Regions from separate parts of the Homo sapiens genome. Here regions 1 and 3 are each linked to region 2. Evidence: chromatin loops called from intact Hi-C (ENCODE). Cell type or tissue: GM12878. All regions are shown on one strand.

Evidence for each region. A loop is a pair of places that touch in the nucleus more often than their neighbours do. Peaks named below come from ENCODE experiments on the same cell type or tissue, not always from the same donor. Only the 100,000 strongest peaks of a DNase experiment are listed, where the experiment ranks them.
Region 1: a loop joins it to region 2, with 4 times the contacts of the local background. A loop is called at or near these places in 2 of 110 quality-filtered maps.
Region 3: a loop joins it to region 2, with 9 times the contacts of the local background. A loop is called at or near these places in 5 of 110 quality-filtered maps.

Annotation. Positions count from the first base shown.
Region 1 is chr2:58,758,961-58,766,960 of GRCh38, reverse strand. All of the region lies in intron 2 of LINC01122 (long intergenic non-protein coding RNA 1122), which reads right to left. Among named protein-coding and RNA genes, the nearest start is that of LINC01122, 240 kb to the right of the region's middle. In GM12878, a CTCF peak has its summit at 4,575 (motif pointing left); a DNase peak (open chromatin) is centred at 4,564; H3K27me3 peaks cover 180 bases.
Region 2 is chr2:57,902,788-57,910,787 of GRCh38, reverse strand. It overlaps a transcript of VRK2 not described here. Among named protein-coding and RNA genes, the nearest start is that of VRK2, 140 kb to the left of the region's middle. RefSeq lists an enhancer at 1,721-2,020. In GM12878, a CTCF peak has its summit at 4,467; DNase peaks (open chromatin) are centred at 1,897, 2,991 and 4,367; H3K27ac peaks cover 3,188 bases.
Region 3 is chr2:58,867,593-58,875,592 of GRCh38, reverse strand. The region is part of intron 3 of LINC01122 (long intergenic non-protein coding RNA 1122); the gene reads right to left. Among named protein-coding and RNA genes, the nearest start is that of LINC01793, 350 kb to the left of the region's middle. RefSeq lists an enhancer at 1-657. In GM12878, a CTCF peak has its summit at 3,634 (motif pointing right); DNase peaks (open chromatin) are centred at 3,872 and 4,712.

The DNA.
Region 1 (8,000 bases), 860 kb before region 2:
ATCTCTGCTTGATGATACCCACCATTTTTATGAAATTAGAAAAGAAAAAGAAGGAGGGCTCCATTTACCCTTCAGGTTGCTAAAGTAGAGGCAAGATCCTCCTACTGCTGGTGTACAAAATGTATTATTGTCATTAATGAAAAAGTTAATGGGCCATTTTCTTATATATCAATTTACATTTTACAATTTGAGTACACAAATGATATGTACAGCAGAGAGCTGATTATTTTTGCTCAAGGAAATAGTTTTAATGTGTTTTTATGGACATCAAGTGTTGTGAATAATGATGCTTCCACAGAATGCAAATAGGATGACAGCTCTTGGGTTGTGATCAACAGTCCTTGGATAAAAGGTCTGCTGGGACAGTAATGTTCTGTGGAGGACCTGAACAGTAAAAAATGGGAAACAAGGAGGACATCGGAATATTTGAAAGGTAGATCAGCAGATGGGACTTGGAGTATGTCACTCATACACAGGCATCAGATAATATTCCCAGTTTTAAGAGAAAAATATATTTAATAGAGAATGTGTCTGTGTAACAGAGAACTGCAGACTGAAAGATATTGCTGATTCTGGTTGATAAAATCTATTTCTGAAATTAGATATAGCTCACCATATAAGAGATGAATTTTAATAACACATTTATACCACAGTCCCCAATCACCTTTGCTTTCCTAACTTCTATGTGTGAAGATCACTTTTTCTCACCACTTTAAGGCAGTCACTGTTGCAGTCAAATAGGAATGTCCCCAGGAATACTACAAAGCAGAGTTCTTTTGAAGAAATGTGAATAATAATTTCTTGAAACAACACATAAATTGTCCCTTTACCACGGAGCATAGAACAATGTGAGATCTGCTGTGAGACCACAATTACAGTCTCCAAAGAGCAGTCATTCCCTTTGTTTGGTCACTGGAATTTGTTGGCAGGTGCCATCTCCACATTATAGTCCTGCAGTCCATCCCAGCACACCTGTACCTGCAAGGATATCTGAGCATTTTGGTTCTAGCTGAAGCGACACCCACCCACACCACTTTATGCTGCCAGATTCTATCACCATCCCAGAACTGACCCCACCAATTTCTACCTGGGACTGGAGGGTTAGAACACATGCCTGTAGACACATACACACACACACACACACACACACACACACACACACACACACACACACACTTAGGCTAAGTAGACAGAAAGCAAAGACATCTGGATAAAAGTGAAAAGTTCAGTCAATCATTAATTTCCCCTTTTCATCTACATATTAGGGAAAGGGGGGCTCAGTATTCTCCCATCAATAAGAACTCTCATTTTAAAAACAACAACAACAACAACAAACTTTTAAACAAGAAAAAAATAGAAGTCAAGTTGAGTTATCTACATTAAAAAAAACTCCAGGTGATAACATTTTAGGTATCTAAATAAGCGTTAATTTGAAAGAAATGCTTATAACTCCATATAATTTTTTTTAAGTTTCACAAAGATTTCTAGACCTGTTTTTTTAAAAATCTACTTGAGAGAGAGAGAGAGAGACTACAAATAGAAGCATGACCTGAAAATAGCACCCACAATAAACTGCATTAGGAAAAATTTAATTAATGGGGTAAACATCCTATGCCAGTTGCATGTTTTTAATACGTGGGGATGTCCCAAACCAGCAACAATGCTACAAGACTGGAAAAGCATATTGTCTTTTCAGTATATAATAAGAGGCAGCCGAATGTAAAGAAATACCTATCCATATGTGAATATAAATAAGAAACCTAATGTAGATGAACAAATTGCTCTTCAGGATGAAGCACAGTGATGGAAGCATTGCTCTGAGAATCCAGGATTATCGAATCTTTATTATTCTTTTTTTTTTAAAAATGCAAGAATGAACAAATTGGCAAGGCTTTTGTTCCAAGATTACTTTCTTATGTATTTCTTTCACCACTTCCTGCTCCACCACCCAAAAGCTCACCTTTAAGTATCGCCTTTTAGCCAGTGATAAGCAAAGTTTCCTGGGCTGCTTTCACAACAACTGCCTGGAAAAGTGCACAATGGAAACAACCACAGCCACCATGAAAATGAATCTCACCTTTGAAACTTCCTTCCCCCAAACAAGTACAGTTATAAGTCACAGGAAATGGGGAACCCATATGCCTGTATTGAAATTTAGATAACTGTAATTATTTGAAATTTGAAATACTGAGCACAAAAATAATTAAATTTGGAAAGGCTCCTAGAACATCATCTAAGCTCCGAACATTACTTCAAAGAGAGCGTCCTTCCCACCCACCTCTATCCAAAACAAAGTTACTTCTTTAACTTCTTTCTCTGGTCTGGAAATCAACATGCCTACATCCTCTTATATTTGAATTTATTTTCTCTGCCAAAACTCAGCATCAGTGCCTTTAGGCGCACATAGGAAATGAAGTGGGTTGAATCTGCTATCTTTAGCTATCCTTCTATGCATGACTAAAAGCTGAACAGAGTTAACTGACCTCATATGTATATGAACTAATTGTATGACAAACCTGTTTTCTCCTTTATATATTAAAAAAAATTGTGTGTGTGTGAGCTTTCTAATCTTGAAATATATACATAAGGATTTTTAAAAATATACTTCATTGCAACAGGTCATTCCATTAATGGAAGCTTATTATATATTATTTCTAGAACAGTTGAGTATAGTTTAGAATTTGTCAAGTTTATTTTCTCTACCTCATTATCGAAGAAATAAAAAATATCAATGAATCCTGAGCCTATTCTGTCAAAATTGGATGGATACTATATGTAATTTAAATTGCAATAAAATTTATGTTTATCTTTCCAGTCTAGATCTAAAAATCTTGGTCTGATTTCCTCTGTAAAGAAAGTAGAAATGGTCAACTCTAATGGAATCAGATATGACTTGAAAGAAACCCAACATTCAAAAAATTTTTTAACTCAGCCAGAAAATGTCAAGATAATTAGTCCCAATCACATAAAGGAGTCATCATTTTACAAAAGTATCCAATGCTCTTTTTTAGCATAAATAATGTTCTAAAATTAACACAACCAAATTTGTTTAAAGTCACCTATAATCTAAATCCCTACAAAATAGCCTATGTAATCCAAAATGCCTCCCAGTTGCTACATATAAACATACTCACATTTTACATCTTGTATGTAAAATTTTGAGTAAAATTTTATATACATAGTATGTACATTATACTTTTCCACTTAAAACTATAGATCAGACATTCTTCTTGCTCATCATAATTGAATGGCCTTTTAAAAGTCTAGCTTTTTTTAAGTCTAGCTTTTAAATAAATGAATAAGTTTTCAATCGGAAGCAGTATCATCATTTTGTTTTTAAACAGGAAGCTTTCATCCTCTGATACCAAATAAAGAATTCAAGGCCAGAAGGACCATTTTTGAAAGCTTAATATTCTTGGTATTTATGTTAGTACCTGTGATTGATCATGCTTCCCACTTAACAATGATCTGAGGGTCCTAGCTGGGAAGCCAAAACTTATTTTGTTCATACCCTCGAACCGTAAGACAACTTAACCAATCAAGATCACTGGAAAGTATAGAGGTTGCTGTTATAAGCCTGTCCATATCCGAGGCACAGAGCTTCTCTCCACGAAAGGCTTCTCCAACAAAAGAATTATTTGCAAATTCCAAACTCTACTCTTTGGAGCTATTCTCCAGAATGCTGAAGCAGTACAACAGCCAGGACCATTTGTGGGCAGGTTTTGTAGCCAAATGAAAAATACATAGAAAACATCTCACAAAAATGGATCAAATCAATAAAGCAAATAAACACTTCTCTTCAGCACTCAGCAGGTACAGACTTATTTTCCCACCCTTCTAAAGTAAATCAGCAATCTATCTTGAAAAATAAAAAGAATATTTCACCACAAATTGACTGCATTTAATAAAATACAAGCTCTCCTGCCCAGACAGAGAAAATTTGAAATCAATAGTCAAATTCCCCATCTTCTCTAAGTGAGAGAAACTAACATATAACTTCACTGTTGCTCCATGAAATTATCCCATGGTTCTTCATGTTGCAGCAAGAACCCTGCCAATTCTTCACTTTTCAGGTAAAGAGGAAAGACAATGCACAGTAAATAAATAAACAAATGACTGTCTCCTTTGGCAAACAGTTAAAAAAGAAAATAATAGTTTCCCTGTTAGGAATAGATTCAGGACACCAATACTTGAAATGTATTGTTAGAAAGTGTACTATCAATTTTTTTTTAATTAACAGATTCCTCTCAAATGGATTTTTGTAACAATTTCTCTAAAAGTAACATGATGCAGGGCTGAATTAGCTAAAGAAAAAAAAATATTTTAAAGAAAGAACCTTAATATGGTGCTTCAACCACCATGGTGGAATACTTTCAAACTGGCACCAAGATGGACACTTGGGCAGACACAAACTGTGGGCGATGTTTTATGATTCCAACCACCATGGTGATGCCTCTGCCAAGCAAGCTTGGGAAGAATGCTCCTGAAGGGCCACAGTTCTGTGGCCTCTGTTGCTGGAAATTTGCATGTGTAGAAAGGTCCCAGGGCAAAATTTGTGGCACTTCGGTGCCCCCTTGTGACCAATTTGGCACCAGCATGAACTACACCAGCCCTTGTAGAAAGTGAGAGCAGGAATTTCTTAAATCCCACAAGAATGCAGGGTGGGGCGGAGAATTATAATGTTCTATCTCTGTGTATGTGAGAAAGTCTGATGCCGGTGCAATGAGAGATTTCTACACCACTGCTTTCTCACAACAATTCGATGCCCTCCACCTGAACCCCATGGCTGGATTTCATCTGAAGATAAACCAGAATGAACAGTCTTGCAGCCCTGGCTCTCAGACCCCCATCAACAAGGGGAATCATTTTAGATTGAAAAATGTTATGTTCTTATTATCTAAATTTAAGAAAATTGGAGATAGCATTTAAAGTCTTTTTGATAGAGTCTTTTGCTTGGCCTCAAATCTCTCTCAAATTTTGAGCCCTGCCAGATTATTTTATACATTTTTATGACACTATTTCATTTCCCCCATCATTATTTTTTTCTACATGCAAAATGACTTTTTTGGAAAATTGTGTCACCAATGGATGCAAGAATGTAACTACATTTATCAGCTCCATTCCCTTTCACCTACACAACACCTCAAAGCATTAAAAACCAATTCTACATGTAATAAAGCTTGTAAATATTTCAGATTCAATGTTGGGTTGAGGACGAAGGACAGTTTCCCCCACAAATACAAATTTGCTTCTGATGTTTATCTCTGCAGATGGTTTGACTGCAGATCCAGAATTGGATTGCCGTTCTGTCTGCAAAAATTACCTGGGAACCATCTACTCCTTCTCAACACATTTATTCACACAGCTCCAAAGACATTCCAGTGTGGGGGTTACATGCTTTCTTTGAAGGAAAGGACTGCTGGAGGTTTCAAACTTCACATTGTATCCAAGGGCTGAAGGATGAGGGAGCCAGTGATAAACCAGAGAAATGAAAGGCAGAGAAAGTAAAGCAGTGTGAGGGAAAGCACATGAATGAAAAAGAATGAGAAGAAAGTGCTTGATCTTGCATTTCTAACAAGTTCTCAGATAATGTTGATACTGCTGGCTTAATCAGTCCCCATATCCTGGGGAAAATGTCCTTTGTATCTCAAGTGGGAATAGAGTACAATTGTGACTCCTTTCTTGCTCTTGTTTTGAAAATCATTAGAAATATCTTTGGGAATCACAACACTGCACTCATGGTTTTCTTTACGCTTTTGGTAGCACAGTGGGTCTCATGGATGATGGATGTTCTGCTGTTCATCTTCAAAGACAGGTAAAGCCCTGGTTGTACTATCACCACTGCTGCTCAGTGAAACTCTCTTGTGAAGTCTCTGTGCATTTTCAGTAGGATGAAGGGGGAAACCCCTGAGTGGCTCTTCAGGATCATAAACTACTGTTGAATACTACTTTCATTGAATATTTTCATTAAAAAAAAAAGGGCTATGAATTAAGGAAAGAGAAATGATTTTTGCTTCTGCTAGTTGAATCTCAGCCTCCACCATACTTTGCAACAAACAAATTGTTTAATTTCCGTCTTAACCCTCTGTCAATATTGCCTTTATTTGGCAAGCCTTTGGTGAGAATGACTTGTACTTCCATGCCCCATGCTCCCTGATGCTAATGGTATTTACTTAAAAAAAAATCCACTTTATGAAGGGTCATGAGTCTCTAGGGGAATGATAACTGCCACAGATAGGGATTGAATCTGTTACCTTGACCTCTCTCACAGTACTTTTTAACCTAGGGCTTTGTCTTGACAAAGTGCTGTGCCTGGAATACTCACAAAGTAAGGTTACAAGTAATGTGTTGCTGCTACTAGTAAAGTACGAAAGTTTGTGAGAGATTTATATTCACATCCATACACTACATCCAGACATGAGAAGAACTTCAATGTCATCTATGGAGTAAAAACACTGCAAATTGTTTTCCTAGTTTTTGCTCTGGGAGATGTGAGAGAGAGGTCTAGAGTTCCAGTTGGTTCCCTTGCTCACCCAGGGCCTAGGACTCAATGCTTGACCCCTTGCTCTAGCAGATACTCTCAGGGACAGCCACCATGCATAATATTTGCCAGAAGAGTTAAACCACCTCTTCCTATTGAACGTGTCTTCAGCACAGAGTTGACTTGGGAACGAGACAGTGAGTCCCAGTGACCTAGAGCCCAGAAGGAAAAGATAAGAAATGTTCTCAGTATCGAGGCTTCTCTATTCTAAGTTGGAGAAACTGACAAAGGTATCATCCACAGTTTGCTTAGAAATATCTTCTACCAGACAGTCTCATAACCTGGTCCTTTACTTCACTCAGGTGTGCTCAAAAGCTTCCTCTTTAGAAAGCCCTTTTCTGATCACCCTGTCCAAAAGAGCAATCCTAACTCAGACATTCTTGATCCTATATACTGCTATATTGTTCTCTGTGGCACTTATTTCTATTGACATTACACTTGATTATTGGCTATCCTTGTCCACAGTTGTATCTCTAATGCACAGAAGAGTGCCTGCACAGTAAGTGCTCAGTAAATATTTATGAAAGGGCCAACTCAATGAACTTTGGGTACATCCAAGTAAGTACAGATGCTTCTTGACTTACAATGGTGTTATGTCCCAATAAACCCATCATAAGTTGAAAATGAATTTAACACACTGATATGGTTTGGATGTTTGTCCTCTTCCAATCTCACATTGAAATGTGACTTCCAGTGTTGGAGGTGGGGCCTGGTAGGAGGTATTGGGTCATCAGGGTGAATCTCTCATAAATGGCTTAGTGCCATCCCTTGGTGATGACTGAATTCTCACTCAGTCAGTTTACACAAGTTCTAGTTGTTTAAAAGAGTGTAACACTTCTTCCCTTTCTCTTTTGCTCCTGCTCTTGCCATGTGATGGTCTGGCTTCTACTTCACCTTCTGTCATGACTGTAAGCTTCCTGAGGCCATCATCAGAAGCAGATGCCAGCACCACACTTCTTGCACAGCCTGCAGAACTGTGAGCCAATTAAACCTTTTGTCTTTATAAATTACCCAGCTTCAGGTTTTTATGACAATGAACTAATGAACTAATACAATATGTAACCTACCAAACATCAATAGCCATGCTCGGAACATGTACATTAGCCTCCAGTTGGGCAAAATCATCTAAGACAAAGCATATTTTTATAATAAATCATTGAATATCTCATGTAATTTATTGAATACTGTACCAAAAGTAAAAAACAGAATCATCGTACGAGTATTCATCATTAATGTATACAGCTGAAGGCACAGTAGGCCTGAAGAATGTTGAAGCACTGAACTAAAATTAATTGCTGGATGATGAGGATGCTACAGATAGTCATGAGTTTATCTTAGTTTAGGAAAAGATCAAAATTCAAAGTACAGTTTCTACTGGATGTGTACCACTTTTACACCACTGTAAAGTTAAAAAAAATAGTAGGTTGAACCATTGTAAGTTGGGGACCATATGTATTTC
Region 2 (8,000 bases):
TCTGTAGTATTGGCTTTGGAACTTATGTTGGGGGCAGGGATCAACCATCACCACTACCATAGCCACCAGTTTTTATTAAGCAGTAATTATGTGTTGGGTTGGGTAACAAACATTTGAAAATGTATACTTTATCTCCTTTAATCTTTCCCTCAGTCCTATAAGGTTGGCAACATTATAAAGAAACACATTCAGATAAACAAATGATAAAAAAGTCAAATATTTAGTAAATAGAGAAGCCGGGGATTAAATCCAGATCTGATTGATGGCAAATATTACAGGCTTGTCATGATCCATTTTGTCTTCAGAATCTACAGAGATAAACCCTGTATGAATTTCTCTTGGGGTCATGAAGAGACTGGGGTATGAAAGTGTCACACATTTCCTGTCTTCACAAGTTTACTTATTTTCAAAGCTGAGCGTTGTGTTTTATTGTCATAATCCAGGGAAGAGTACAATAGGGGAGTCAGCATCTCAGCCATTCTGATAGAATGCACCTTGACTTTGTTGAACTCCAGAGCTGACCTTCCCAGTGTTGAAAATCTGCATGGAGAAAGGGATTTATCTGGAGCTGTTACAGCTCTGGCATTTAGGCAGCCATGTAGGAATAGCTAGCTACGTGTTTTGTAGAAAATAGATCAACGATGGGGCCCCCATGGGAATGTTTTTTTTTTTTTTCCTCTATCTTCATTCATGGTTTTAAGTAGTATGGGTTTATTTTACCTATCAGGCTAATTACAAGTGATTTACCATTTTAATCTGGAATAAAAGATTTTATTTTTTATAAATTGACTATGTGGATGAAACATTTTTCTTCTTATTCCTAAAATACCTGTTATTATGGCTTATAGGATCAATAATTTTTACATTTCACAAAGCTTCTAAGAATATCTGAACATAGAAAATGGCAAGAAAAGGATAGAGGTTCAAATGAAACTGTTCAGCAGGTCAATAATTTAACGCTTTCAGAAAGTATGCAATATCAATTCTTGACAGATCTCTAAGACAGATTTCTTCATTAAAAATCTATTAAGAGTTAGAAGGAATTTATTAAACAAATTATTAATATTTCAGGCATTGCTAAATAGCAAATTAAAGCAAAGCAAAAATAGCATAGGAAAAATATATTTCATGATTAAAAATGAATTTCTTCTTGACAGCGAGTTTTACCAAAGGATAATTATTTCTCAAATATTTCAGTTTGGAATTTTAATCTTTGTTTGTTTTTGCATCCTGAGCTACCTAGTAGTCTGTGGTTTTATCCAGTACTATATCAGTTTATATGTTTTCTCCTTTTGAGAACTAAAAAAAAAACACACACACACACATACACTCAGGCTGAATATTTCTCCTGGATCTTTTTCTTTACAAGTGTAAATCATCACTTATGATAGTGAAAGAGTGCAGTACTTAATCTCCATAGTGATGCTATGACCCTGATGATCTTCAGTTTACTCTTGGTATTTCAGTTTATAATAATAGGTGGGTGGTTTATATTTGTAACTAATAAAATGCTTCCTAAAATATTGGACTGGTGATAGTTTTAAGGTTTATGATATTTTTACTTTATACAAAGTCAAATGAGTTCAGTTATGTTAGAAGGTAAACTGAGGCATAATAAAATGTTAGAGAGCTTATTTGAGCACTCACTTGAGAATCAGGAAGCTCCAAACCAAAAGCAGTTCATGAGCTCCACTGAGGGAATGCAAAGGGGAGGCTTTTACAGAACAGACACAGAAATAAAGCAAGCACAATATTTGATTGGTTATAGTTATACAGTTGCCTTATTTGGTATATCCTATTGGAACGTCCCTAATTATATTAATAATTTTCTAAGGTTTTGGCTACTTTTGATTGGTTGAGCTTAAGTTTTGTTTTCTTTCTAATATAGGCATTTACAAGAAATCACCCCAAGTTAAGTTTCACTTCTGTTTGCAAACCCAGCAACCCTTAGGTCACTAATGAGGTCTACTCGTTTTAGCTGCTCAGGGATTCTTCAGGCCTGGTCTTCATTTTAATTTAACAGGTAACAAACTTCAAGATATGGCCTCATTAAAAACTACTTTGAAAAACTATTCTTCAAATCTGGTCAAATATTTGGTTCAATTAACTAAAAACCTGTCACACACAGTTTAGAAAACACTTAGTAATTAGTAAAATATGGTAGTGTGGATGCCTCAAAAAGGTTTATTAAGAGCCAGTCATTTAACTTCAGACATTTTGGAGGATTGGTTATACATTCAGAAATGATGGAGCTCAAGTTTTTTTTTTAATGTTTTCATCCATCTATATATGCATGCATACACTCATCAAATACTTCTTCATCATGTTTTATGTTAAAACACTGCAAGATTCTTAGAGAGACACAGACAAAATTGTGACTATCCTTAAAAGATTTATAGATAAGTCCAGAGCATAAGTAGTCACAGCTGCCAATTTCAGAATTTTGTCAGATGTATAATTATAATATATCATAGAAAATAATGGGTGGCAAAAGCTGTGCAAATTGTAAGAGGCAAAGCAACATCTTTAAATCATACGTGATGTGTGGTCATCCTAATGAAAACTAGAAGAATCAACCCAAGATAAAACCACATACGATGTACAACTTTGTGCTCTGCTCCTCTAAGTTCTTTAACTCCTGACTATGCTTTTTGGTTTCTGATTTTGGATTCTTCCTTAGATTTGCCTTCCAGAAGTTCCTTGAAAATCTCTTGATCCCCTCTTGTGAATCCTTTTGGCCTTCATTCTCATATTCTCATAAACAGTCTAGCAGTCACCCACTGCTAGACTGTTTCTTAGAGCCTGTATTGATGAAATGATCTTCTGTACTTGGATTATCATGTTCTGACTTTGTTAGATCATCTTTGGCCCTGACTCCCTGTCACACCAGGCATAGCACAGAAAAAGAAATCGAGACATTCGCCAGGAGATGGAGAGATTACATTTACCTGAGTGTAGCAAGGAAGGCTTATTGGAAGCAGAGAGATTTGACTTGGCTCTTGAAGGATGAGAAGAATATGGATAGAGTCAGTGAGAAGCATCTTGTAGGATGAAGGAAATAGCATACTTTCCCCATGAGGACAATCAGAGAAGTAGGATTCTGGATGGAAGTTGTGAACTGAAGCGTGTGAATAGCCAGGGTTGGAGGGAGTTTAGGATGTTTGAAGTGGTTGTAGTTGCTCTGTTTGGAAATGCTAGTTGTTTATTTGAGCTGAGGGAGATTATGACAAAAAGCTTTTTGAAAACAATGAATCTGGCAGAGCATAGGGTGAGTTGGAGTTGAGAGATAGAAGACTATTGTGACAGTCATTGGAGATGTTCCAACATAGGCTAGTGACAACTTTGCAAATGTTAAGGGAGAATGAAGCATTAAACATGGAGTAGATGGAATTTTAAAGTCCCTTCCAGCCATAAGTTACAGAAGTAGAGTAGAATACTAGGCTATGAAGTCACATTGTCTAATTTGCATGCTGGTTCCACCACTACTGACTATCACCTTGGGTGAATTACTTAGTTCTAAAAGTCCTCAGCTGGGTGCAGTGGCTCACGCCTATAATCCCAGCACTTTGGGAGGCAGAGGCGGGAGGATCACGAGGTCAGGAGTTCAAGACCAGCCTGGTCAACATAGTGAAATCCCGTCTCTACTAAAAATACAAAAAAAAATTAGCCGCACGTGGTGGTGGGCACCTGTAGTCCCAGCTACTTGGGAGGCTGAGGCAGGATAATCGCTTGAACCTGGGAGGTGGAGGTTGCAGTGAGCCGAGATCGCGCCACTGCACTCCAGCCTGGGTGACACAGCAAGACTCTGTCTCAAAAAAATAAAAATAATAATAAAAAAAGTCCTCCATGGCTTTTCTCATCTGTAAAACAGGAAAACTTTTAGAATTTATTTCATCATATTTGTGTAAGATTTAAACAGTGTACATATGTGAAGCCCTTAGCATAAGACATCACACAGATAAGACCTCAATACATGTTTGCCTGCACTGTGCAGTTTATAGACATTGAGGTTTTAAACTGTGTTAATACAAAGGGGAGAAAATGGGCTAGGTGGAAAAAACAGCGCTGAGGTAAAATTCACAGGATTTGTAACTCATTAAATGCAGATCAAAGTGAGGCAGAGGACCAGGAGAAATTAACAAAAACTCAACATTGTAAGTAAGAGTGCTTAACTATGACGATTAGATTCCTTCTTTTCAAAATTAGAAAGGGAGGCCCCACCCCCATAATATTTTCCTTTTCTAATTGACATAGTTAAAACATATAACTTAAATTTATGAATTCAGAATACATTTTTTCGTGAACAGAATTGTTTATAAATTGCCTGCTTCTATTTTGGGGAAAAAATAAGGCATTTGACTTTTTCCCATCTGAGTAACAAATCTTAGACAAAAGTGATCTTCCCCACATTCCTATGGACACTGAACAAGCATTCAGTACTTAGTGCAACAGCATAGACTAGTGGTAGGAAGGAAGATTGTAATGAGGACGCCCAGACACTACTTTTTATCTTATCCAGGGCACATTTTAGTTTTAAGCTACACTTAGAACAAAATTATCTATAGCTGTAGTAACAGACTATTTGACAAAATAAAACTGGTTTAAGGTAATTTTAAGTACCTCGTGGCTTGTTTACTAATTACTAGAATCTTTGAGAAGTACTTATTTCTTTCTCTTTTGACTGCTGTAAGGAATAATCACATATTCAAATGTTTTTTAAAAAGTATTTCCTTTCCTTCAGTTGAAGACTTCAGCTATTTTAAATAAATTATGTCTCAAGAATATTAGTTTAATTTGTATCATGGGGGCTAATGGTATTAATTTTCCTGCATCAATTTTTTTTATCCAGATAGGTGCTATATATCAACACTTACGTACACTAGGAACACTATAGAGGCAAATAAAATTAATTCAGAATCAGATCCTGAATTTAGAATTGTATAATCAAACATGTATACAACTTATAGAATATGGAAAAATATGCTGTATTACCAATATGGACCAAAGAATAAATGCTGTATTACCAATATGGACAAAATAAATAAATGCTATATTACCAATCTAAAGAGCCATGGAAGCAGAGAGGATAGAGGGATTAAACTCCTTTGAGAAAAAAAAATCCTTGCAGGATTTTGTACTTAGGATATTGCCCAGCACAGACTGGACATTCAGTAAACATTTGCTTAATAAATGAATGATCTATAAATGATCTCCCAAATCTTTGGGGTTATAAACATAACCGTTGTTTTATGACTTCTCATGGATTCCTGTGGGTTGGAATTTGGGAATGGTCTGAGCTGGGTGGTCTTTCCTAGTGTTGTGGCCAGTTGTTTGCTACAGCTAGTGCTAGAGCTGGAGGATGGGAGGTCGAAGCAGCTGGAGGCTGCCATCATCTCTCACTCTTTGTGTAGCCTCATGGCCTCTCCATGCAGCTTCTTCTTTTGGGTGGGTTTAGTCTGCCTTACAGCATGGTGGCCTCAATGCAGTCAGACTTCTTGCAAGCTTTCAGGAACAAGTATTTTAGCCAACAAAGCAGAAGCTTCTTGGTCATTAATGACCTAGACACAAAAAGTCAATAACATCATTTCTGCCATACACTGTTAGTCAAAATAGTCACAAAGCCAGCCCATTTTTAAGGTAGGAAACACAGACCATTTCTTCATGGGAATAGTGTCCAAGTCACATTTAAGAAGGGTATGTGAGATGGAGGTATTGTTGTGACTGCCTGTGGAAAACAGAATCAGCAGAGTGATTTCAATGTTCATTTTTAAGCCACGTAATGAGTGTTTCTTACACCTTTTTGTCTTTTTTTTTTTTTAACAGAATATGTCATAAAACTCTAACAAAAATTTGGAAGTGGATTTGGAATCAGAAGTCAGAGTAGATTATTTATGAACTCTCCAATTTCTACCCAGTTTTGTGTAGTGTTTCTTTAAAATTTCTAACTTTTTTAATATGTAAAGTCTTGATTTAGGCTGTGTCTATGTGACTGTGTGCTAAACAACTGCAAATAAAACAACCTGTCTAATTAGGTCACTACCATGATAAAAAAAATTAATCTATCAAATTTACTGTTTGGCATGACATAATAAGAAAAACAACAAACCAGAGAAACAAACTGAAACAAAGAAAAACAAACACACATACACAATACCCCCAAGCAAATCAAGACAAACACTTATCTCATGTGTAATTTACTTAACTCTTCATTTGTCAACATGTTTCTTTGATATGGCATAGAACACAAAATCTTATTTGACAAATAATGTGTCTCAGATTTTAGCAAAATTTTTCATCAGAGTTACAACTCAATAGATTGTGTTTTACTTTGCATGCAAAGAATCTCTTAATTCCAAGAGCTTTATGACATACAGAAAAATATTTCAGGCCAATATGATACCAGTTGGTGCACCAGGCAGACTAAGATAACTTATCACCTCTGTTCCACTTTGGATATACCTATACCAAGAGACAGTAGAAACATCAAAAAGCCAACTACTAGAAACTGTAATACCTCTAATGACTAAAAGCATGGTAGTAATTGTCTTTTGTCCATCTGATCATGGAAGTCATTCAATGGAAAATGTGAAATAACAGATGTTTCAGCAATGTCCCCTGATTTCTAGATTTTGCAGCTCACAAGGGAAATGTCAAACACTACATGCATATTATTATTTTTTAATGAGAAAAGTGAACTCCGTGATACTCTTTGGAAAATAAAAAAAATCATTATTGAAAAAAACTTACTTTTAATATTTCCTTTTTTTTTTTTTTTTTTTTTTTTGAGACAGAGTCTTGCTGTGTTGCCCAGGCTGGAGTGCAGTGGTGCGATCTCACCTCACTGCAAGCTCCGCCTCCCGGGTTCACGCCATTCTCCTGCCTCAGCCTCCCAAGTAGCTGGTACTACAGGCGCCTGCGACCACGCCCGGCTAATTTTTTGTATTTTTAGTAGAGACGGGGTTTCGCCGCGTTAGCCAGGATGGTCTCCACTCCTGACCTCGTGATCCGCCCACCTCAGCCTCCCAAAGTGTTAGGATTACAGGCGTGAGCCACTGCACCCGGCCAATATTTCCTTTTTAAAAACTAAGTACCACACTTCAAACTTAAGGAGTTTTATATGCTATGATTTGATTCGAATTTTAGGATGGAGACACAGGCTGGAAAAATATTTTTCTCCAGGTTTACCTTCATTATTATAGATAAGGGTAAAGGAGCTTATTAAGAGAAATAATAGTCTGAAAGTAGCATCCGAATGTAGACGCAGCTTATAAATAAAATATAAAATTTTACTGAAGTAATTAGTAACATCTGTAGGATACACTAGTGTTTAAGGTAGTATACTGCTTGTGGCGTCTGAAGGTTGTTTGTTGCTGAGAAACTGGATGCTGATTTTATTTTCAAGAGGGTCTTTTGTTGTTATAAATACCTCATAGCATCACAAGAAGTAACAGCTCAGCATCTATCTCTTCTACCGCAAATACCATTTCAGTTCATTCATCTCCTTCGTGTGTTCTCAGCTGCTGGATTCAGACCTGGGGAAAAGTATTTTTCTCTTTTTTTGCCGTATTTCTTACTTTGTTTTAGTTACCTCAATAGCTCTCTCTTTTTGTTCTACTTTGGAAGGTATAGCCATTAAATAAGTTCACAATTTATATTTTCTGTCTGAGGCACAGAAAAGTTTCTCAGTATTTTCTTAAAGGCACACAGGTAACCTCCTCATTTATAAAATTCAGGCATAAAGCCTATAATGCTTAAAAACAAATATCTGGTTCCTTTCCCATGGTGGCTTCAACAACATTACTGTATATATATACATATATCTCCACACAATACTGGGTGGAAGGAATCGTGTAATATAGAATTATGATTAACATATTTGCTCTGGCTCATCTTCGGGTGCTCTGTCTTAATGCCGAATGCACATGGCGGGGTAATTTTTCTAGCCCTTCACCATTCCATTCCTCAACACATGACTAAGAAGGAACGTCTGAATATGCTGA
Region 3 (8,000 bases), 960 kb before region 2:
AGACTGTTGGATGACTGAGGATTTTTCCCTTGCCAGGAAGTCCTCCTTAAGGATTTCATAGCTTGCAAAAGAGAATTGCTTGCCAGACAAGCCAAGAAAAAGACACAGAAGATTGGGACCTGCTTCCTTAATGATGAAATGTCACGCTGCTATGTAAATCAACCTGAAGAAAAGAGGCAGGCATGATTAAGATGGCTTTGCAGAAACAAGAGAGGTTTCTTGACATCTCCTCCCTAAACTGCTTTAATTCCTCAAATCTCAGGGCTAGAAGCACACACACAATGGAATCTTATGGCAGTCACATTGGGCAATAAGGGAACACCTGTTCCATAGGATTTCTGTGCTGCAGTAAAAAATTACACTGTATGGCTACAATTAATAAGGGACAAATACTTGGTGTTATCAAGTTAGTGGCAGATCAAAGAGCTGCCCCACTGGGTTGCAGTGTGTTTCTAATGTATGTGGAATGAGACTACGACAAACGAGATGGATCCTATTAGCCACATGAGTATCAGCTTTAATAATTTTCCATTACACTAGATAGATGTTTTTTAAAGGACATTCTAGCAACACCCACCTCAGAAAGCCTATGCTTTAGTTCTCTCTATCTCCCCTCCTGTCTCTTTTCTCCTCCCCAGTCTTCCTGACACCATCAGAAAGAACTTAGATGGTACACCATTCCATAGCATGGTGTACAAAACACCAATATAGCTTATGATGGCTAGTGTTTGGGTATGTAATTACCCAACAGCTATGGTTGAAAATGTGCTTCTTGTTTTGGGGAAAAGGGTGGTTTGTGTACAGCATAAAAACATAAAGCTATCCTCTCACACCTTGGGAGCTTCAGGGCTGCAGGGCTCTGGCTCTAGGGTCATTTGGTGTAATTTGTGTGTTTCACAAGAATTATAATAATATCTTCCATAACCCAGGAAGTTTTCTCCTAAATTGTGCCATCAATTTTCAATTCACTTAGATCCCTATAATTTTATGACTAGAGGGGGCTTTAGAATTGACTTAATCAAATTATGTCATTTTACAGAAGAGAAAGGTAAGGCCCTGAAATGTTAAGTGAGTTGTCATATCACAAAACTACTTGGTATGTAAGTCGGGATGAGTTTCCCAATCCTTTGACTTCTAGTCTAGTATTTCCAACACTATACCATACTTCAGCATCATGCTGTGTCATTACTCTTCCATGCTCCTAGGAATAATATGGATCTCTCTACTAAAAATAAGTACTTCTTTTCAAATCTCAGCCTACTAAAGTGAGAGTGATCTCTGATGACACACTGGAAAACAAGAATTCCCTACGAGGAAAAATAATGAGAAGATAGATTGCCACTGATAAAAAATCAAACTGGGACTGTCTGAGTTGTATGAAATATCATAATCACATTATTAATTGGTGCCAGAAACAATTCTGTATTATGAAGAAAACATTAATATGATTTAAAAATATCAGCCCATGGACCACCTGGAGAATATCTGTCAATGATAAATGTCCCCACACAGTAAGTAGGAATCTCTGCTCCATAGGCAGTGATGTGGCTGCCTAGTTCCTCTATGTGGACTCACCCAAATAATCACCTCCACCATCATCAACACCCAATTTGTTGTGTTTTCTATGCAAAGGGTCAACTAAGTGCCAGGAAGTGACAATCTTCATTTATATCCCAGCTGTAAAGGTGATAGAAAATGGAGTCCACCTACTTGCCTGCCAGAAAGACAGCAGTACAACTTCACACTAGAAGATTATGCCACAGCTCTCTAAGGAAACTCATCCCATAGTCTTCTAATCATGTCACTGATGTCTCTAACCCATGGGTTACATTTGGTTTTCATCTTTCTTGTCAACTTCAGTTAGTCTTTTAAGGTACCATGGGGACATTTTCTAAATCCTTAACAGTGTAACTCTGTCACTATTGGGGAATCACGCAATCAAGCAAAACAATTGGGCTCTGTACCCCCTTTTTCTTCTTTTTTGCCTTTGCCATATAGTTCAAGACAATGAAAAGAGCAATTAACTGCACATTCAGAGACTTGGGTTTCAGTCCTGACACATTAACTACACAGCTTGGGAGAGTCACTTGATCTTTCTGGACCTCATCTCTTCATCTGCAAAATGGAAGCATTGAAGGAGATACACTTACAGGTTTCTTGAATCTTTAATATTCTGGGAACTTCCTACAGCACAGGCCTATCACCAGACACAGGATATCTGAGATTATGAAGTTGCTGGCAGACAAAGTTTAAAATTCTCTTAAATTATAGTGTCTAACAAATCCTGAGCTACCAATAAATAATCAACTGTCAAGTGAAAGCATCCCAGCAGTATTTATTGCCCTGCAAGTTGATATGAAATACTAATGTCAAGTACTAGTAATGGTACTTGAATTACTGTATGTATTCAGGTAATTACTGTATGTAATTTGCAAATATGCAACAGCATGTACATTGTAATGATAAGGATAACAATACAGTTGATAACAACTTAGGCTTGCATAAGATTATTTTACTTAGGGTTTCGAAGTGTTTCATAAACATTGGCTCATCTATTTTCTGAATACCAAAAATGCAAGTTACAGCTGGGAACAGAGACAAGGAGGGAGCAAAAGTGTATATCTATCTACACTTTGGAGATGGGTAATCCAGGCCCTGGCAAAAGTACTGATTTCCCCTGGGTGACACAAAGCCAGGGACAGGCCTGGGAACATAGGCCCAGTTTCTGGGTACGTAGCCTGCTGCTCAAAACACAGTCTACCCCAGCTCTCCAATTTACAGTACAAAGTTTATGACATGGCATTACCCAGGCACTTTCAGGTGTCAATTTCCTTTACAATTTTATAAAATATCATTTGGAAGGAGGAAGAAATTTATGCTTGTGCACTAAGAGCTCTCCTGTCTGCCCACTCTCTTGGGACAAGAGTTTGTTTCACTGAACAGAGTTGCAAATACAAGGCACACAGTGCTGCAAAAGCCATGGGGTTTGTTTTTAATTTAAAGAATGGCTCTGATTTGGCTACACGTTTTAAGCAGGCACTGTATAATACAAATCCACTGAATTCACTCAGATGGGAACAAGTTATGCCATCCTAACACTGTCTAGAATCCAGATGTATAGTTACTGTTTTCTTTTGCTTACCTTTTTTTTTTCTCTTGCTGCACGAAATTAGTTCCTTGGATACCAAGATTCTAGAGGCTCATTGTCTTGCAAAATATTCAGGTGCCTCACAACAATCTAAAATAATAAACCTCCAGTGTTACAGCAAAACACAGATGAAAATGTGAAATAATATATGTGTGTGTGTGTGTGTGTGTGTGTATGTGTATATATATATATGCATGTATACATAAAATGAAATATAGACATGGTATGAGAAAGTGAATTACAAACACAAATAAAGAGAAACCAGGTAGGGAGACAGCAAGATAGCTTCTCTTCCCATCATGTGAACTAAGAAATAGAATGGATGCTCATTAAAGTAGTTTACCGGGACTCCAATTTGTTCTGTGATTAAGAGGTATCGGTTAGAGGAGATTGGTGAGGGAGATCAATATTCTTGTCTTCATTCTTAATTCTTCTTTAATGTCTGTCTCCACAGGGCAGCTGAATCAGAGATGTAGAGTAAATCTTTATCCACCAGGGGGCTGCACTTCAGGGGGAAAAAAAAAAAAGGTCTGGTCTACCTCAGCTAGATAAATCAAGTTGATACCTAGCTTTCTTTGTCCTTAAACTCCCAACTTCTGTTCAAGTGTTGCCATGTTTCTGACTAGTAGATGTGATAAGGATGAGGCATGGAGAATAGTATTGGCTGGAGTCACGAAGAAAGTCATTCCTGGATCTTAAAGTAATATGATGGTGTGCTGTACCTAACTGCGTCTTTCACACCAAAGTACCTCAGCAATGGTATTCTTTCACATCCTCATCTTTCTCTACAACTCAAGCTGAGGGGAATTCTTACCTTTAAAACTCAGTGGTGCCATCATCTGAGGCCCACAGTGACAGAATCTGTCTTCTTCTCTCTGAGTCTCCCAGGTTCAACCTCTCTGGCAGTGGTTCCTAACTAGGGGTTATTTTACTTTCCAGGATACATATGCAATGTCAGGGAATGCTCAATTGTCACAAGTAAGGGGAGGGGTACTACTACTACTACTACCTAGTGGGTAGAGCCAAGGAATGCTGCTAAACATCTTACAATATATAGGACAGCCCCTATCAACAAAGAATTACCCATTCCAAAATGTGAGTAGTGCTGAGACTGAGAAACCCTGCCCTAAAGTGATGGGGACACCTTGATGCTTCAACCCAAATGGCTGGTGGGTGACACACCTCACTGAACTCTGGATCTTTGACCTGGAATTACTCTAATAATCTGAAATGTAATGCTTTCTCCTGCTTCACAACATGTATGTTACATTGAGCTAAACATAGAGGCAATCTTGCTGTCACATGCTCTAAAAAAGGAATCAGAGGTACATTACTCAGGGCACTGCCAATGGGCTAGGAGGTAGAAAAGAGTTTATTTTTCAATTTTTTGTTGTAAGCCTCTGTGCCTATAAATTTTTAAGCTATTTGTACGTTGCAGGCTGCTATGTGTTCATCAAAACCTGTTCCCTTTACTTCCTGGACACACAGACTACATTTCCCAGCCTCCTTTGAAGGTGGATGGCCATGTGACTGAGTATTAGCCAATGGAATGTGAGAGAAAGTGATAACAGCGTCTCTGTGCATAGCCCATAAAAATGTATCACATGATCTTTTACCCTCTCTCTTTCCCTGATCCCTGATCAAATACCAAGTCTCCAGCAAAAAGAATCAAAGGCCAGAAGGGATGATGGATCCATCAGATGCAAAGAACCTGGGTCCTTGAAGAACTATTTTGAAGACCACTTGTTGTTAACTAACAACATCTACACTGGACTTTATGTGAATAAGAAAATAAGCCAATGAGAGTTTGGGGTTGTTACAGCATCTAGCATTAATTACCCCAAATTATTATAATATGCATGAATTACTTTAATTTTACAAGTTATAATTCAAATATAAATCATTTAGTTGGTTTAAAATTTCTTGTGGAAAGCATGTTGCTGTCTGGTTTCTGTTCCAGACTTACTGTAATGCCACTGAAATTTCTTTTGCAAATGTAAACTGACCCATATTACTTTCAACCTTGAAGCACTTCACTGGCCACGCATTACTCTTAGTATAAGATTTTTAAATTTATCATGATTCACATGGCCCTTCACAATTGCAAGAGATCCCAAGGATTGAGGAATAAACTCAGAGGTGTGTGCTGTTGAAGAGAAAACCTTCACCTCCCACTACAGAAAGGAAAGGACCCAGTTATCCCTTTTAATACTGCATGTAGCTAGAGTGTAGACTCAAACAATCTAACATCCTTACTTGAGATTTTAAACCTTAAGGAAATAAAGCAAAACAAAGAGAAAATTGAGAAACTATTCAGGGTGACAGCCATGAGAATGAAGCTGCAAGGGCACCAAATTTCCAGGACAGCAGTGGCAGTGACAGGTACAACCTAGACTGTTCTGCAGCGCTACCTTGGCTATGTGGCCCTGCTACCAAGCTTCCTTTAGAGCTTGCCTATTTATGAATTTGAATTTGGTTATTAAGATTCCCATTGGTGCTGTGAGAATTTATAAATTCCATTTCTGCTCTAGTTAACCAATTTTAGAGTCTATTGCTTGCAAGCAAAACCTTTGAGTAATAGAATATCTTCCCCTCACCCTCAGGATTGCAAGCTCCAAGGGGGCAGAAAGTCTACTTTGTTCAACATTGTATCTCCATCTTCTTCCTGCTACACAGTGCCTGGTACACAGTAGAAGGTGATTAGATATTTTTAAATAAATGCATGAATGAAAATACAGGCAGGCAATCAGGTAAATGCACACATCAGCATCAGCCCCCAAAGGGTGTACTATTCCACCATTCTAAAATCAAGAGTTAATAAGGTAGGAGGTCAGAAAATTAGGGAAGGTAGGGCTGAAGTGGAAGGGAAATGGCACCTAGGTGATGAGAGTAAGGGACTGTGGGGATGCTTTGCTGGTTAAGGGTTGTATGCAAGGAAAGCCAACTCCAACTCTCTTGCCTCTTGCTGGATACTGGAAACAGTGCAATAACTACAGTTTTCATGTAACTCCTAGCAAGTATATCTCTTTCCCAAGTTCTCCAGCAAGTGACTGCTTCCCAAACATGTGGAGCTTGGTACTGAGGAGTCAGAAAACATGGGTTCCCTCTTGAAAGGTGATCTCCCTTTTCCAACCCTTAGTATCCTGGCTCCACCTGCTTCAGCTACTTGGCAGTTTGGCTTTTAGAATTGTATTAGTCCATTTTTACACTGCTGATAAAGTCATACCTGAGACTGGGAAGGAAAACAGGTTTAATGGACTCACAGTTCCATGTGGCTAGGGAGGCCCCACGATCATGGCGGAAGGCAAAAGGTACTTCTCACATAGCAGTGGCAAGAGAGAATGAGAGAGAAGCGAAAGCGGAACCCCCTTTACAAAACCATCAGATCTCGTGAGATTTATTCACTACCACAAGAACAGTATGGGGAAAACCACACCCATGATTCGATTATCTCCCACTGGGTCCCTCCCACAGCACATGGGAATCATGGAAGTAGAATTCAAGATGAGATTTTGGTGGGGACCCAGTGCCAAACCATATCAAGAATTCAACAAAATAATGCATTTCATAATGCTTTATAAATTGATAAAGCATTATACAAATGTATAGCAAGATCTTTAAGTGCACAGTTCACCTTAGGAATGGCAACAAAAATCTCAAAAGAGCACCTCAATTACTCAAGAAAGCAGAATTTCTACAACGTGGGCGGCAAATCCAGTTTACACTGGAATGATACTTTTTCTTCCACAGGTAGAAATCACCCATTCTTGTTAGCGTGGCTATTCAAGAGTGGAAATAAGTTGTTTTATGGAGGTATCACTAAGGGAATGAGGGCTGGTTCAGAATCAATTAAGAAAGGAATGCAAATGAGATTTAGATAGTGGAAATTTTTATGGAAATCCCAGAGAAGCTTTGCATAGAGTGGGTGCACTGTGATATCATGGAGTCAACCTGAGACCTTCTGGAGAACTTCATTCCTGTTCACGTTACTCATTCAGGAAGATGGCCCCTGAATTTTCTCATGAGGCATAATAACGACTGCAGACAGAAGCTATTTCTGATTAGAGCTTCTCATAGAAGACAACAGGGACATTAGCCAGCATAGCAAATCCTTGTGATGCCTGCCACAGAAAGGTAGAGGAAGCACCAGGTTTGCCGCCCTTGGGGATAGAGCAAGAGGCCAGCAAATATGTTGCAATTTCAGTCTCTGGGAGGGTTTTAAGGCCACCATTGCATATGCAAGCACATGAACCCTCCAACTGTGGCTTATGACTAAAGCTCATTTGTAGAGTTTGCTAAAGTCTATCATTGAATATGAACCTAAATTTTGACTCTTTTCAAAACGCATAAGCCCCAGGGAGAACAAATATTTTATACAGGGTGATACGAATGAAAATGCACAGGAGGATGACTAGGGAAATCTGAGTTCTAATTCAGACTCAGCCACCAAATTAACTTGTTTAAGTACCATAACCACTATAGGGGCAAAGAGGTAATACCTTTTCCTTACGCACCACAGCAGTCACGGCCAGCACTCCTATAACAAAAGATGTGTCAGCAAGAGAGAAGCATAACAAATTTATTTATCAATGTTTTATGTGAAACCAGGAGCCTTCAGAAATGCAGACGAAAAGACTCAGGGAAAACTGCATGTTTTATGTTAAGTTTGGGGGAAAACACAGATAGTTGTAGAAAACATAATTGGTTAAAAGTGTATAGTCTAATGGTAATAGACTAAGGCAGGGAAACCCAGCAAGGCCTGTCTGCTCAGATTCTTCCTGGCTCCTCTGTGGTAGTACTCCTTCCCTCCAGGTACAGGGCAGGATAACTGTCGCATGAGGGTCTGATGATC